3 separate regions of the Homo sapiens genome follow, and regions 2 and 3 are each linked to region 1. A link is a contact called in ENCODE Hi-C or POLR2A ChIA-PET data. All regions are on one chromosome and are shown on one strand. The core of a region is the stretch at or near the end of the contact, and the rest is flanking DNA. Distances in the headings are between cores, read along the strand shown. Region 1 holds the start of CD53 (CD53 molecule). Region 2 holds the start of CTTNBP2NL (CTTNBP2 N-terminal like). Region 3 overlaps CAPZA1 (capping actin protein of muscle Z-line subunit alpha 1).

Region 1 (4,994 bases), core at 546-3,045:
GGTGGCTGATAATAGGTGGTGGTGTGGGAGAGAGAGTAGCTTAAGAGGACACCTGGTTTCTCATGAACGTGGCTGAAAGGCCAGTCAGGCCTTTCCTGGATGGTGGACATGGTGGGAGGAGCAGGCTTGAGTGTGGGGATGCCAAGTTAATCAAACTGAAGTTGGATATTGGATTTGAGGTGCCTGGGAGAGAGTGGAGCTCAAAGGAGAGATCATGGCATCTATATAGATTTGTGAATCTTTGGAACAGACAGATAGTAATTAGAGCCATCAGAATGGGTGAGATAATTAGGAAAATATGAGTTCAGCCAGAAGCCTCTCCTCAGCCCCACCACTTCAGGGACCTGTAAGCATGGCAGCAGCTCTGAGTGAGGGTCAGTGATTCCAGCCGAGGTGCAGAGACTTTTTAATAGCATTCCCTAAAGTGTAGTTACACTGAAAAATTGTTCCCCAAGAGAAACTACACACACACACACACACACACACACACACACACCACACAGTTCCATGCTCAGATAAGTTTGGAGAAATCTATATATTATTTCCCCTGCTTAGAGAATATTAAGGACTGACAAGTTCTGCAGTAAAGACCTTTTTACCTTCATTTAATTCAGTTTTCCCCACAAGACAGCCCTGGCTGGAGATTACTCTGGATCTGAATGTCTCAGGGTGAAGGAAGCGGGAGACAGCTAGCTTTCCCAGAGGCATGCCCGCAAGTCAGCACCGCAGAGTGCATCTATCTGTTCATTTATAAGATGAAAACATTGGGGCCCAGTGATTGCTTCCAAGTTTCATAGTTAGCTAGTGATACATTTGGGTTGTCACATACTCCTTTGACCCAATCTAAGAAAATTCCAGTGATGCAGCATAGTGAAACCAGAAACACATTTTTCAAAATATATTGATCACAGTGTTTCTCAAAAGGCCTTCTCTGTGACCTTGAATTTTAATCCTACCTCTGACATGTCTTAGTTGTATGAGCTTGGGCAAATTTTCTAACCTCTTTGAGCGCCTGTTTTCTTGTATATAAATAAGGATGTAACAGTAACCAGTAGGATTATTATTAGGTGTTACCATTAATAAACTGAGGCTGACAGATTGAGACTTGCTCAAGATCTCACAGCTAAAAGAGATAAAGCTGGAACTGAAACTCAGATCTTTGGCTCCAAATGTGGTGTTTCCTGTACTAACCAAATCATTTCTACCAGTGCCCCTGGGATTATGCCTTGGGGACTCACCTTAAGACAGTCTTGCTCTCGAGACAGAGAAGTCTGCAAATGGTGTCCAATTCAAGTCTAGAGACTGGCTGAAGCCAGACAGAGGGAGTATGAGGAGGGGGCAGAGAATCTTCAGAAAGACATTCCAAAGTCTCGGGCCTAGAAAATGTTTAGAAATATTGGTTCCTGTGTTCCCCTCCAGTCTGTCTACCTGAATGGGAAACTGGTGGTGGGGCCAGGCATACTTCTTTTTGAACAAATACACAGTTAATTCTGAGATGCCACCTTGATTGAGAAGCACTGTCCTTTTCTAAGCAAAAATCATTGCCAAATTACCCTAGAATCCACCACTGCTCACAGATCTGTGCCTGAACCAACTTGGTTTTGAAGTTTTCTTTTGTTTCACAAAACTAGTTTAGGGTGGGCTGTGAGAGGAAGCTTCTAAAAAGCCACTGGGAAAGTACTAAATCTCTGAGACTAAAGAGGGCGGACTCAGCCTCACTTCCTCCTTCTTCTCATCTGGGCTTCCTGTCGTCACAGCATGATCATATTTTTTCACCCTTCACTTCTCCTTTTACACAAATAGCCCCGGATATCTGTGTTACCAGCCTTGTCTCGGCCACCTCAAGGATAATCACTAAATTCTGCCGAAAGGACTGAGGAACGGTGCCTGGAAAAGGTAAGGTTGATGACGTTTTAACTTGGCTTGCTGTCTAATGTGGGGTAGGGCGTATTCTTAGGGGTCTCCATATACCTCTCTAGTAACCATAAAATCTCCGGCAACTTCTCTTTCACAAATATTTAGTGCACAAAGTAAAACAGATTAGCAAGATCCTAGTAACATCCCCAAAGGCAATCAGGCCAGAAATACTTTTACTTAATCAGGTTCCCATTATCTAAATCTCTGAGTCGAGGCATTCACATGCCTTAATTGCTTCAGAGCTTGAATTACTCTGTGTAGTAATTCCTGATGCCTGGAGCTTTCTATGCGAGATGACATTGGGGAGATTTCCTATGTGCTCTGGTCTTCAGAAAATTGGTCTTGTGATTTTAAAGTGAGGAAAGAACCCACAGCCAGAGCTGTCTTTAGAAAGACAGCTAGAAGACACAGTTCTTTTTCATTTGAGAAAATTTCAAAAGTAAATTTAGTGACTCCCACTGTGGTTCTTCAAAGCCACTAAATAGAAAGGTGGCTAAAAATCAAAACACCAGGATGTGCTCAGTAACTGTATTTTAAAAGGTGAAAGCTAGACATCTCTAAAGGATGCATAGATTGTTGGCTTTTAAGGAGCAGGAAGCACATTGGGATCCTCAGCATTTCCCCAAATTATCCTTGGTGTACAAAACATGACCACTGATAAATGTCACATGAAATGCACGTATAAAATGCAATCCCCAAAACTTGATACTGCAGTAATTTCCAATCATGTGCTGTAACTAATGACTGAGGTTGCATGGACTCAGCAAAGTGTTAGCAGAGCTTCGGTCCTGACTCTCTGTGACCACCATCGGAAACTCTATGTAAGAGCTTTCTTCTTCCAAGACCTGTGAGAATTTCACTTGATTATGCCCTGGAGCAGAAAGGAGAAAGTTCTCTTTGATTACACCCACCCATCTAAGTATGAGGATTGGGAACAGGGCAGAGGGCTCTAGATTTCCAAGAGGGGTGGGGACGGGGAGAGGGCTCTGGATTCCCAAAACACCTCAGAGTTTATTGAGCCTTGTATTAAAAAATAAAAAGCAGTCTTTTAAATAAATTCACTTAATAATCAAGTGGTAGGTGCCTCCTGAGGCCAGGCACTGTGCTTTGGGAATTGTGGGGGAGGGAGATGAAAAGGTAGAAGGAGAATATTTGTCTAGCAAACAGTCCTACTCTTAAGGAACTCCCATGGGAGATAAGAGATATCATACTATGCGTGTGCTTTGGAAGAAAGCTGAGAAAAAGCAAACTCCCAGCTGCTGGACAAACAAAGAGGTTTTGCTTTCTCAATCTTGAGGAGAATCTGTACTATTTTGAAATTGTGGTTGAATGGGAGCAAAGACTGAACTGAAACATTATTTCCTGTGATGTTTCCTGTGTGGGCCAGTTAAGAACACTTAATTTTTAAATGAAAGGATTGGGTACCTTTATATTCATGAGGAATGATTCCAAGTTCATGCCTTCACAGCTATGGTTACCACCACCTAAGTGACCTCACCTTTGTTCACTGACAAGAGGCACAAACTGGAAAGGACAAAGTCTGTTGGTCCTTGGTTTTTTGTGCCCTCTGATTGACCTCTGACTGCACAGAGGCCCTCGGACTCTGGTTCTCCTTTCCCACTCCTACCCCATGGCCAGATATGGCACTTGGTGCTGGAGATACAGGATAACAGAAAAGATTATCATCTGAAAGGAGTTGTAGAGTTTATTATGGATGACAGTCACAGCAATATACAAATACAGTGCAATGTGCTCTTTTCTATAATAGATGGAGAACGTGCACAAACTGTAGGAGTTAGGAGTGTGCCAAAAACTGCCTAGAGAGGTGACTGGTGGGTTCACTTTCACAGAAGTATGGGTTTGCTATGGAGACATTCTAGACCAAGGGTGCTGTATATTCAAATTCAAAGAAGTGTGTACCTCCAGGCATGTTAGAAATGAGAGAAAGCAAGTGAGACTGCAGTGTAACACACCATGTTTACAGAGCCACATGAAGTGGAAAGCCCTTTCTCCTACTTGGCACCAGAAAGTGGAGGGCAAGATCGCTCACCAGGCAGGTCCTAGGTCCAGCTCTGGGTGGGGCTATGCCCACCATGTTCACACGACAGAATTGATGGGATGTGGGTTTGAAATGAGGGAGAAGAGGCAGGTTTTTGCCTCCTCAACCTAGATTTTCACTTAGAGCAGAAGGAAGGGTGGAGCTTCTTGTGAGGTTACAGCCATTGTTTTCAGCTTAGCTTCTGTTCCAGGAAGTACTGCATTGATTCAGTTATAGTGGTTTGTTCTGCGTCCCTAGATTAGTCAGCCTAGGGCACTTCTTGTACCAAGCAAGCATCCACTGTGTGTAGATCACCCTGGGCCCTAGAGACTGGGCACCTGTCCTCAGGAAGCTCCTAGGACCCATCTGCCACTGCAGGTGCAGGGCACTGAAGCAAAGTAACCCAGAGAAAACAGACAGCTATGCAGAGCAGGACTCCAGCATGGCTGCTGGGGCAGAGGAGGGAAGGATTGAGCTGGAGGTTGGGTGGTCAGTTTGAGAAGGCTGTCTGGAGGTAGGTTTTGGGAAAGAGAAAGACATGCATTTGCAAAGCCAGTGGATGACCACTCAGAGTAAAGGCCAGGAATCTCTATACTGAGAGTTAGAGGTGAGTGCTCTCTCTTCATTATCCATTTCATAAGCACACAGCAGAATTTCTACCCAAGCAATAGCATCAATATGTCATAGCTCTGACCAAGAATTATTGTAAAAGAAAATATGACACAAGCATACATTTTTATAATCATTTAAAATGAGAGTGCTATATTCCAAGAATTAGAATATTGGTACTTCAAGCGAAGTTAGAGATTATTTAGATTCAAATAAAGTATCTTAACTCACAATGAGAGCCAATAAATAGGAGCTGTCGCAACTGTCCAATCTGCTTACTTTTCAGGTAAAATGACTTGTCCAAAAATCATAAAATTACTTAATAGTTATTCAGAATGTCTTCTGATTCTCTATGGCATGCTCTTTCTTCTACATTATACTATAGTCCCTTTTCTAAGAGATTTTTTATTAAGTAAGCATCATTAGACTG
Region 2 (5,065 bases), core at 2,175-4,674, 1.5 Mb after region 1:
GCATGGGATGGAGCATCTCTCAGAGCCCCCAGAAGGAGCCAACCTTGTCAACACCCTGATTTTTTTTTGTTTGTTTGTTTTTTTGAGACAGAGTTTCGCTCTTTGTTGCCCAGGGTGGAGTGCAGTGGCGCGATCTCGGCTCACTGCAACCTCCATCTCCTGGGTTCAAGCGATTCTCCTGCCTCAGTCTTCCAAGTAGCTGGGATTACAGGCACCCGCCACCATGCCCAGCTAATTTTTGTATTGTTAGTAGAGACGGGGTTTCACCATGTTGGCCAGGCTGGTCTAGAACTCCTGACCTCAGGTGATCCACCCACCTCAGCCTCCCAAAGTGCTAGGATTACAGGAGTGAGCCACTGCACTCGTCCAACACCCTGATTTTGTACTTCTAGCCTCAAGAACTGAGACAGAACACATTTCTGTTGTTTTAAGCTGCCCAGATAGAAACTACTATAGTTGATGACAGAATAAGAACTAGACTCCAGATTTTTTAACCTCTAGCCTAGACCTCTTTTACTCCATTGCTGCCTCCCCAAACCAGCAATAAACATTTATGGAAATTTACTTATTTGGAAAAAAATTGACACAATCTATAATTTTTAAGCACTTTAAGTTGTTGCCTGACACAATAGGCATTTAATAAATATTTTACTGTCCAGTTGATAAAATGATAGACATTAAAATGTTATATTTTGTTATACAAATCTAAGATATTGTTATGAACCATTTTTTACCTCTGCGTACACCTATGCACCAGACTCTAAATTTATTTACAAGGTTTATGTATTGAAGAATCACAAACCTCCATAACTCTCTCACTGCTACAATCTGAAAGATACACGAGGTTCACAAGCCCTGCCTGTTCCCTACTTCTAGGGGTGAAAAATTAAAAGGAAAGCAATCTGAACACCCTCAAGACTCTGAATCCTACAAGGCAGGGATGTTCTCATTTTTGCTGAGTCCTTCTACACTCATTTAGGAATACGCAGAAGGGAAGCCAGGAAATCAGGGGAGTTGCCCATTGCTCTAAAGGAAGTAGGTCACAGAGCACTGCTCCCACCCAGTCAGCCAGGGAAAAGAATGGGTGGTGGTGGGTTAACAGCTACAAAGGGAATGAGGGAAAGAAAGGAGGACCTGCCGGGCATGGTGGTTTACGCCTGTCATCCCAGCCACTTTGGGAGGCCAGCAGGTGGATCACCTGAGGTCAGGAGTTTGAGACCAGCCTGGCCAACATGGCAAAACCCCATCTCTACTAAAAATATAAAAATTAGCTGGGCACAGTGACAGGCGCCTATAATCCCAGCTACTCGGAAAGCTGAGGCAGGAGAATCGCTTGAACCCAGAAGGCGGAGGTTGTAGTGAGAGATTGCGCCATTGCACTCCAGTCTGGGAGACAGAGCGAGACTCCATCTCGATAAAAAAAAAAAAAAAAAAGAAAAGAAAAACAAGGGAGGAGCTGATTCACTAGAACAACTCTTAGAGTGACTCAGAAGCCAGCAGAAAATAGCTTGTTCTCCCACATCTGCTTCATTGTCAGGCGATGAGGCACTTCCTCATTGCATACACATAGGCAGAGCGAAAGGGAGGAGGAGGAAATGGGATTTTTCAAGTTCCTTTGCCTGCTCCAGCACCTAACACTCTGTATTTGTAATCATTTCAGACATTTTGTTTCAAGTCAATATTTATTGAGTACCTACTCTGTGCCTGGCCCCTCATTTTAGCTTTCAGATTGTCAGTTTTCAGAACACAAGGCATAATGCCTTTCTGAAGTTCAGTATACCCTGCATCATTACTCCAGATTCACTTACACTGCTATCGAGCACCTTCACTCATAGTCTTGCTATCCTTCATATACAGAGATGACCCTCCCAAGCCTAAAATCAACAGGGGGAGGCATAGAGCTGTCCTTCTGGCTCTAATGTTTGCTTTACCATCATCCACGCCCATTCTTAGTCCAGCATGTGAGAGCCAGTGTGAAGTGAGCAGAATATGGCATAAGTATGGAGTCATACATCCTTACTGGAAATTCTTTACCATTTACTAGCTCTATGACTTTATTTGACTTCTCTGAATCTCTATCTTCTCATCTGTAAATTGGACACAATGATGTCTATCCTACACTGTAGGATAGATTTCTCATACAGCACTGAAAATGACATCAAATACCATTAAATGAAAGTACATGGCACAGTGATAACATGATAAATACTTGTTTACTTCTTTCAGACTATAATCGCACAAACTGATCACATCCCTCAGTCAGACTGTAAACTGCATGAGGCAGGCTGCATCTGCCTTGGGGACTGTCTGCCTAGGCAAGCACTAGGTCCCTAATGCTGTCTTGCGAATTATAATTGCTAAGTTTAGGGATAATGTATTAAGTGTACTACATTATTTATGCATTATGAATATTCGTCTCAAATATTTATTATATTGTATTTTAAATAATGTGGTTATTGTAAATGTAACCAGCTGCATCAATCTGTGAGCTGACAGCCATTCTGTGGAAAAGGAATTCAGAAACTTTGACCTTAGGTAGGGATACAACTAGTTATACATCCACTCCCCTCTCTGAGTTATTTGGTCCTGCCTAAGACTTGCTGCCACCAAGATCTGCATTCCTGTGTTCACAAGGCAGACATTCCTTGCATCCTCTGTACTCTCCATTGTTTCAACTTCACTGCAAACACCATTCCCCACAATATAATGAGGCCAAGGAAAGAAAAAAGTCGCCTCAGCTGGCAAGCATAGGGTGGAAAAACCTGCCACACAAATTTGCAATTATTTGACTTCCGCCTGGAAGGCAGGTCGGCTGGGTTTATGTCCCCCAAAGTTAGTATCCTCTTCTGTACAAAATGTGGTTGAGAGAAGGGTGATCTCCAGGTGTTTCATCTTTGCACCCTTGCTTCCAGCACCACGCCCACAGGCGCTTCCAGAAAAAAGAAAAAAAAAAAGGGAGCAAGGAAGCCAGGTTTTTCAACAACGAATTCATTCTAATGCAGACACCAAAGCCCACTTCATTTATTAACATTCTGGATAAAATCCCAATCGATTAGGCCACCAGAGCCCTCCATTCCTAAACTCCGCGTACAGTCAGGTAAAAGCACGAAGCACTAGTCACGGTCCTGCCCAGACTTTTCACGCAGAGGTGGAAAGTTGCAGACCCCGAGCCGGGAGGGGCGCGAGCCCACCCTGAAGCCCAGGACCCAGGAGGGCGCTTCCTCCCGGAAGTGACGCGAGCTCAATCCCGGCCTTGCTCTTCCCAAACAAAAGGGATCTTGGGGCCCCGGGAGGAGCCTGAATGACTTTGGAGAAGCCCCGCCTCCAGCCGGCGCGGATTGGGGCCGAGGCTGGAGAAGCAAGGAGGCGATTGGCGCTGGTGAATGCCAATGCCCCCGCCGGGCGGCTGAGGGGGCGGAGCCTCAGCCGCTGTGGATGGGGAGTGGAGGCGGAGGGGAGCGGAGCCCGGAGCGTCGTGGAAAGGTAGGAGCAACTATCCCTGGGGCTTGGTGATGGCTGGGAGGCCGGGTTCTCAAGAGCAAAGCAAGGATAGGGGCACCGGTAGCCTCCCGCCGCCGTCTCAACGGCCTCTGGGCCCATCCCCTGAGGGGGCGGGGCCGTCTCCTCCACCTCCCGGTATTCCCCGAGGAGGCGGCTCCTCATCCTCCGAGGGTCCTCACAGCTACTTTTTGTCCCTCGTCGATTCCCAGCTCCTCAGAAGGGGCTTCCCTCTGACACCCCTCATTCAAAGGCACCTCCCACCCCGCACCTCAGCCTTGGCGGAGAGGACTCACAGGTACCGATTCTCTAGGCTGCCGCCCCCAACCCCATTTCGTACCCCCGGAAGGCCAAACATCCCTCCCTACACCTGTCCCTGCTCGCCAGGGTGGGACTGGAGCTGCTTTCCTCCGTAAGATAAAATTGGTGTTTCCCAAAAAGGAGGGATGGGGCGAAGCAAAAATCAAAGACCGACCTAGACAGCCAGCTTTACGGAGGAAGCGGCTTCTCCCACTTAAGTTCTTCCCATCCCCCATTCTCTGATGCTCAGTCTTCCTCCCGCAGCCCCTCGCATCCTCTGGCCTCTTGTGAGGAGTCGAGAGCTCTCCTGTTTTGGGACTGTTTTGGACTGTGAAAGAGGGAGAACTAGGACCTCCTCTCCTTCACCCTTTGTACCTTCCTTCTACTTTCTGTTCCTTCTGGGAGCACCCAGCCTCTAAGGGTTTCTTAGGTTTGAATTGCGTTTCATTTTTCCTTTTCCACCCTATTTCCTCCCTGAGAACTTGATGAAAAGCCATCTTATATTTCACAGTGAGGTGGGTGTGTTGGATATCTGCAGAGCTGGCTTTGTGTGGGCAGGAATGCAGTATATGTTGCTTGACAGTCAATGAATAACACCATGTTTTCAAATGAAACAGTATACATAAGTAAATAAGTAGCAGTGGATTAGGAATGAGTATATCCCAGTCTAGGGTGGGCTGGTCCATTGCTCAGGGAGACTGCAGTTAACCTTGAAGGTATACTGCAGGTTGAAACAAAAGACAGGAAGTGTTTGAAGAAAATTCAGGGTCAGTCATCTAGGTTTATGATTAATCTAGTCCTATGTCCTTTGGTAACTCTCTAACCCCTTTTTTATAGTGTCCTCCCCGCCCCCAGGAAACATTCATGTATATTTTGATTGGTTTTACGATCATCTATCAAAATTTAGAGGATGAAAAGTAAGAACAATTTTTAAATCTCAGAGATAAGAGTAAATAAAGGCAAGGTATTCTAGCTATTCATGTTTACCAAAAAGTGCCTCTTCTAGTGTGCTCCTAAAGGTTTTGTCAAGTGGTCTTCATTTCAGCAGGTGCAAAGTGTTGATTTTGACCTCATGTTAATGTCGTTGAATCCCCAGTAATCATCTATTGCTAGCGCTTTTATATATTAAAATTTACCATGTTTTTAGCATAGTTTCTTTTGCTTCCAATCTCAAGTCTACCTCCCCTCTGTCAGCTATAGCCAAAGCTGATGGCAATAAAATGCAAGGAGTTGGAATCACGGAGGGTGATTGTAATGACTGTTGTCT
Region 3 (4,992 bases), core at 1,337-3,836, 1.8 Mb after region 1:
TACATTCTGTGTATCTCCAGGTCTCAGCTGGGAAAATAATATTTAGTTTATTTAGAATTTTAAGAAACACAGATAACAGTAACTTTTATTTAGTGAAACCAGTACTGTATACATTATTACTAACTGTGGTCACCATGCAGTGCAGTAGAGCACTAGAACTTATTTTTCCAGTCTCACTGTAACTGTATACCCTCTAATTTCTATCTTTGATATCTTTCCTTTCCCCATCCCTTCCCTGACCCCTCAGCCTCTGGTAACCACCATTCTATTCTCTGTTTCTCTGACATAGGCTTTTTTAGATTCTGCATATCTTATAGTGAGATCATACAGTATTCATCTTTCTGTGTCTGGCTTATTTCACTTAGCATATATCTTTCAGGTCCATCCTTGTTGTTGCAAAAGACAGAATTTCCTTCTTTTTAAAAGCTGTATAGTATTCCATTGTGTGTATATAACACATTTTCTTTATCCATTCATCTGTTGAGTTGATTGATACTTAGGTTACTTTTGTATCTTGATTATTGTGAACACTGCTGAAATGAACATGGGGGTGCAGATATCTCTCTGACATACCAATTTCAGTTCCTTTGGCTATCTATCCAGAAGTGAATTTCCGAATCATATGGTAATTTTAGTATATTGCGGAATTTCCATGCTGTTAGTATTTTCCAAAATGGCTGTACTAATTTACATTCCCACCAACAGAAGGGTTCCTTTTTCTCCTTATCCTGGCCCAAGACTTGTTATCATTTGTCTTTTTGATAATAGCCATTCTGACAGGCATGAGGTGATATCTCATTGTGGTTTTAATTTGCATTTCCCTGATTAGAGATGTTGAGCATTTTTTCATATATCTCTTGCCCATTTGTATATCTTTGAGAAATGTCTGTTCAGACCGTTTGCCCATTTTAAAATTGGGTTATTTGTTTTCTTGCTATTGAGTTGTTTTGAGTTCCTTATATATTTTTGGTATTAGCCCTTTATCAGATGTATAGTTTGCAAATATTTCCTCCCAGTCACTTAGTTGTCTCCTCTTACTGTTAATTTTCTCCTTTGCCATACAGAAGCTTTTTAGTTTGATGCAACATCCGAAATATCTTCAAATGGGAAAAACTCCCTTAGGAAATAGCATTGAATTCTGTGCAAGCAGAACTTACCAGGATAAGAATAACATCCTGTACATATCTCTTTCAGGAAAAATAAATGCAACTATTTATTCTTGAATACTTTTGGAATGGGTTAGAGTGAAAATAAGTAAAATAAATATTTACGGAGGCATAGTTTACTACTATTATACTTTCTTTAAGTATACCCTATTTGGAAAACTTTAAAAACTTTGAAATATGTGTTATTACTTCAAAGGGAAATTGGAACAGACATTTTCATAAAGCTTTTTTGGTCAGTAAAAAGTTGTGTAGTTATTGGTGGGGATTATTATGATGGCAATGATAGAGAATATAAAGTGGCTAGGACCCAAAGGATTTCTAGAACAAGAGGATTATTTTCTTTGAAGTAGTAATTTGATAGTAATTTGAAGGGTTTGCTCAGTTTATAATTTAAAGTAAGAGTTATCCTGCTGTGACCAGTTAAGATAACAGTAGCTGACATTTATTGAGCCTCTCCTGTTATATTTTAAGTATTCTGCTAAAGATTTGACCATATATTGTCTCATTTAATCTTTACAACAATTTTTTTAAATTTAATATTGGGTAGGTTGGTTTCTGGTGAAAACCAGAAAACCTGCTACACAAATTCTAAAAGAGCTGTAACAACTCCCAACAATTTTTAAGGAGTACATACTATCCCACTTTAGGGAGAGGATGTGGTTCAAAGAGATTTTTAAGTGACTGAAATTCAAAACTGGGTCTGTCCAATCCAGAGCCTATATTTTTCCATTTTGCCATAGTACCTCATAATAATCTTTAAAACTGAGAACATTTCCTTTACATCTTCTTATTCAAAAAGGATTTTGTAAATATTTACTCATTGCCTGCCATGTGTAATTTAATTTGCTAGACCCTGTAATATATAGAAGAGGAAAGCAAGGCAGTTTCCCTCCCAAAAAAACTTGAGTCTTTGGAGGCAGACTAGTATCTATAGAACTAATTATCAGTAGCAGTTATATTTTAGGTGCTATGATAAGCATTCAAATACACTTTGAACACTTTTTACGGTTGGGTTGGAAGAACCCAACCTTAAAAAATGGGAAGGATTTAGACAGACCAAGATAGGGAGAAAGGCACAACTTTCAAGGAGAGTATGAGTCAAGGCCAAGAGGTGAAATCTTTAATACATTCAGTAGACTAATGAAGGAGGTAAAGATTTTTATTGACCAGGGAGACATGCTGGCAGAGATTTGGCTCCTAAAGTATACAAAACTGGGGTGGTATAAACTGACCAGGCCTTTGCTGATAAGTGGAATGTGGATATTATCTAGCGAAAGAATTCTCCCTTTTCTGTCTAGAATTATCCACCAGTGCCCACAAAGAGTTGCAGTTGTTAAATATTTAACTTAAAGTTCGTTTGTATGTGTTTGTCAAGGACTTTTTTTTTTTTTTTTGAGACGAGTAGCTGGGATTACAACACCCAGCTAATTTTTGCATTTTTAGCAGAGACAGGGTTTCCCCCTGTTAGCCAGCTGGTCTTGAACTCCTGACCTGCCTCGGCATCTGAAAGTGCTGGGATTATAGGTGTGAGCCACCGTGCCCGGCCCAAGGAAATAATTTTAAAAGCTAGTGATGGCTGGGCTTAGTGGCTCACGCCTGTAATCCCAGCACTTTAGGAGGCTGAGGCAGGCAGATCATGAGGTCAGGAGTTCGAGACCAGCCTGGTCACACGGTGAAACCCCACCTCTACTAAAAATGCAAAAATTAGCCAGGCGTGGTGGCAGGCGCCTGTAGTCCCAGCTACTCAGGAGGCTGGGGCAGGAGAATTGCTTGAACCCGGGAGGCGGAGGTTGCAGTGAGCTGAGATCGCGCCACTGCACTCCAGCCTCGGTGACAGAGCGAGACTCTTTCTAGAAAAAAATAAAAAATAAAAGCTAGTTATGAATAGGTGCAATGTTGATGAAATGTGTGGGGTCTGTTATTAAAAGATTATCTAATAAGCTACAGTTTTATAAATTCCTTAGGACATTTTCTTAAGATTCTTGCTAAAATATGGTATATGAAAATCTAAGAAAATTAAGCCACTTCTAGGGAAAATGAAACTTAGGACTTTTCAGTGCGACTGATTTTTAAACTTTCAGTACAGATACTAGTAATGTGAAAATGAAATTTTGAATCTTGCAAGGATTGGTTTATTATTATTTCCCCCTTTTAGAGGTAAGAGAATAAGACGAATGGGAAGAAATTGAAATTTAGGAAATCTTATCTTTTGTTGGTTATATATTTTAAATCCCCCCTTTTTAGGTTAGGAACAAAATATAATTAATTTTATGCTAGTAATTTTATTGTAATATTTAAATATATGAAAGAGGAAATTATGTAAAAGCCTCGGATAGTCTCCCTTTAAAATATTCAAGGAGTTACACCGTTTAGTGTAGATACTATCTGATGAATACAGTGTGTAGTGAAACTGTTACTTTATGAAATAGGGACAGTTTTTTAAAGGCTTTTTTTTTTAAGCAGCAGTTCAGTTTTTGTTCAACTAAAACCTTCATATTAGTGATTCTCAAGTTAGAGGAGCTGACATACCTCCCCTTTATGGGAGATAACTGCCTTCTTTCTTTCACTCTCCCACCCTTGAGAATGATTGACTAAATCACTGTTAATGAAAATGTCATCCCTCATCTGTATTGTAGCAAAGATATTTTTTCAGTCACTAACTGCTTAGTCATTTCCCTCTCCCCTTTTGCTCTATTAATTTCATCTTAGCTTTGACCCAGTTTTGAAGTTGGATAAAATGTTAACTTTTAAACTTATTTATCATTTTATCTATTCTTCTCAACTTTGTAACAACTGCATCTTTCACAAGCATAGCTTTGACTCAATTCTTGGTTAAAACAGTCTAAAAGGACAGTCAAATTCATGTGACACACTAAAGGTAATCCTCCAGACTTATACTTCCTTTTAATACTGCATGATATAGTTGAATGTCTAAGTTACAATTCCAGCTCCACCCATTTATTATAAGCATGCAATCTTAGACAAGGCACTTACACTCCCTGAACCTATTTCTTGATTTATAAATGGGGATAATAGTCTCTCCCCTGCCTTCTTTAACAAGCTGTTTTAAAGATCAATAAAAGAAACAGCTTACATAAGAGTTTTATAAACAATAAAATAGTATTCATTCATTCACATTCCTAGCATGTTCTAGGTCTCAGTCCTGGGTATACTGCAGTGAACAAACATAACAAGTTCTTTTGTTCTGTGTCAGGGGTTGACAAACTATGGCCAGTGGGCCAAATCCAGTCCACCATCTGTTTTTGTTTTGTTTTGTTTTGTTGTTTGTTGAGACAGGCTCTTGCTCTATTGCACAGGCTGGAGTGCAGTGGCACAATCATAGCTCACTGCAGCCTTGACCCCCCAGGCTCAAGTGATCCTCCTGCCTCAACCTCCTGAGTAGCTTGGACTACAGGCATGTGCCACCATGCCCGGCTAAATTTTCTTGTTATTTGTAATAGAGATAAGATCTTACTGTGTTGCCTAGGCTGGGTCTCGAATTCCTGAGCTCAAGCGTTTCTCCAGCTTTGGCCTCCTAAAGTGTTGGGATTACAGGTGTGAGCTGCTGTGCTGGGCCCACTGCCTGTTTTTATAGGATCTATAAACTAATGCTTTTGGAATGGTTGAAAACAAAAAAAGAATAATCATATTTCATGATGTGAAAATTACATGAAATACAAATTTCAGAGTACAAAATAAAGTTTTATTGGAACACAACCATGCTTAACAGTTGGGACAGAAACGCTGTGACTCCCAAAGCCCATCTGCCCTTTACATTAGCAGTTTATTGACTCTTGCTCTATGATCTTGGACTTTGGGGGATGTT

Evidence for each region. Hi-C counts contacts between places; a loop is a spot of excess contacts on that map. ChIA-PET counts read pairs that join two places held with the same protein, here RNA polymerase II (POLR2A). Pooled maps may share reads with other maps.
Region 2: a loop to region 1 is called in a pooled map, with 3 times the contacts of the local background. The contact joins the promoter of CTTNBP2NL here to the promoter of CD53 in region 1. A Hi-C loop is called at or near these places in 2 of 37 single-sample maps with no recorded cell type and 4 of 50 pooled maps.
Region 3: a pooled map shows a loop between it and region 1 (3-fold over the local background). The contact joins the enhancer-like site here to the promoter of CD53 in region 1. A Hi-C loop is called at or near these places in 2 of 37 single-sample maps with no recorded cell type and 3 of 50 pooled maps. POLR2A ChIA-PET finds 5 or more read pairs at or near these places in 1 of 52 experiments (OCI-LY7).

Annotation. Positions count from the first base shown.
Region 1 is chr1:110,871,353-110,876,346 of GRCh38, forward strand. CD53 (CD53 molecule) reads left to right here and starts at 1,796. Exons shown (of 8, transcript NM_000560.4): 1 at 1,796-1,896. It also overlaps a transcript of LRIF1 not described here. RefSeq lists enhancers at 997-1,046, 1,647-1,756, 3,269-3,318.
Region 2 is chr1:112,392,790-112,397,854 of GRCh38, forward strand. It overlaps CTTNBP2NL (CTTNBP2 N-terminal like), which reads left to right and starts at 3,425. Exons shown (of 6, transcript NM_018704.3): 1 at 3,425-3,483. RefSeq lists a silencer at 3,623-3,672.
Region 3 is chr1:112,633,010-112,638,001 of GRCh38, forward strand. All of the region lies in intron 1 of CAPZA1 (capping actin protein of muscle Z-line subunit alpha 1), which reads left to right. It also overlaps the pseudogene RNU7-70P. Among named protein-coding and RNA genes, the nearest start is that of CAPZA1, 16 kb to the left of the region's middle. RefSeq lists a silencer at 2,795-2,894 and an enhancer at 4,981-4,992. Within about 2 kb of position 2,587, at least 4 of the 41 ENCODE cell types and tissues checked have a DNase peak (open chromatin) inside an H3K27ac peak, as active enhancers do.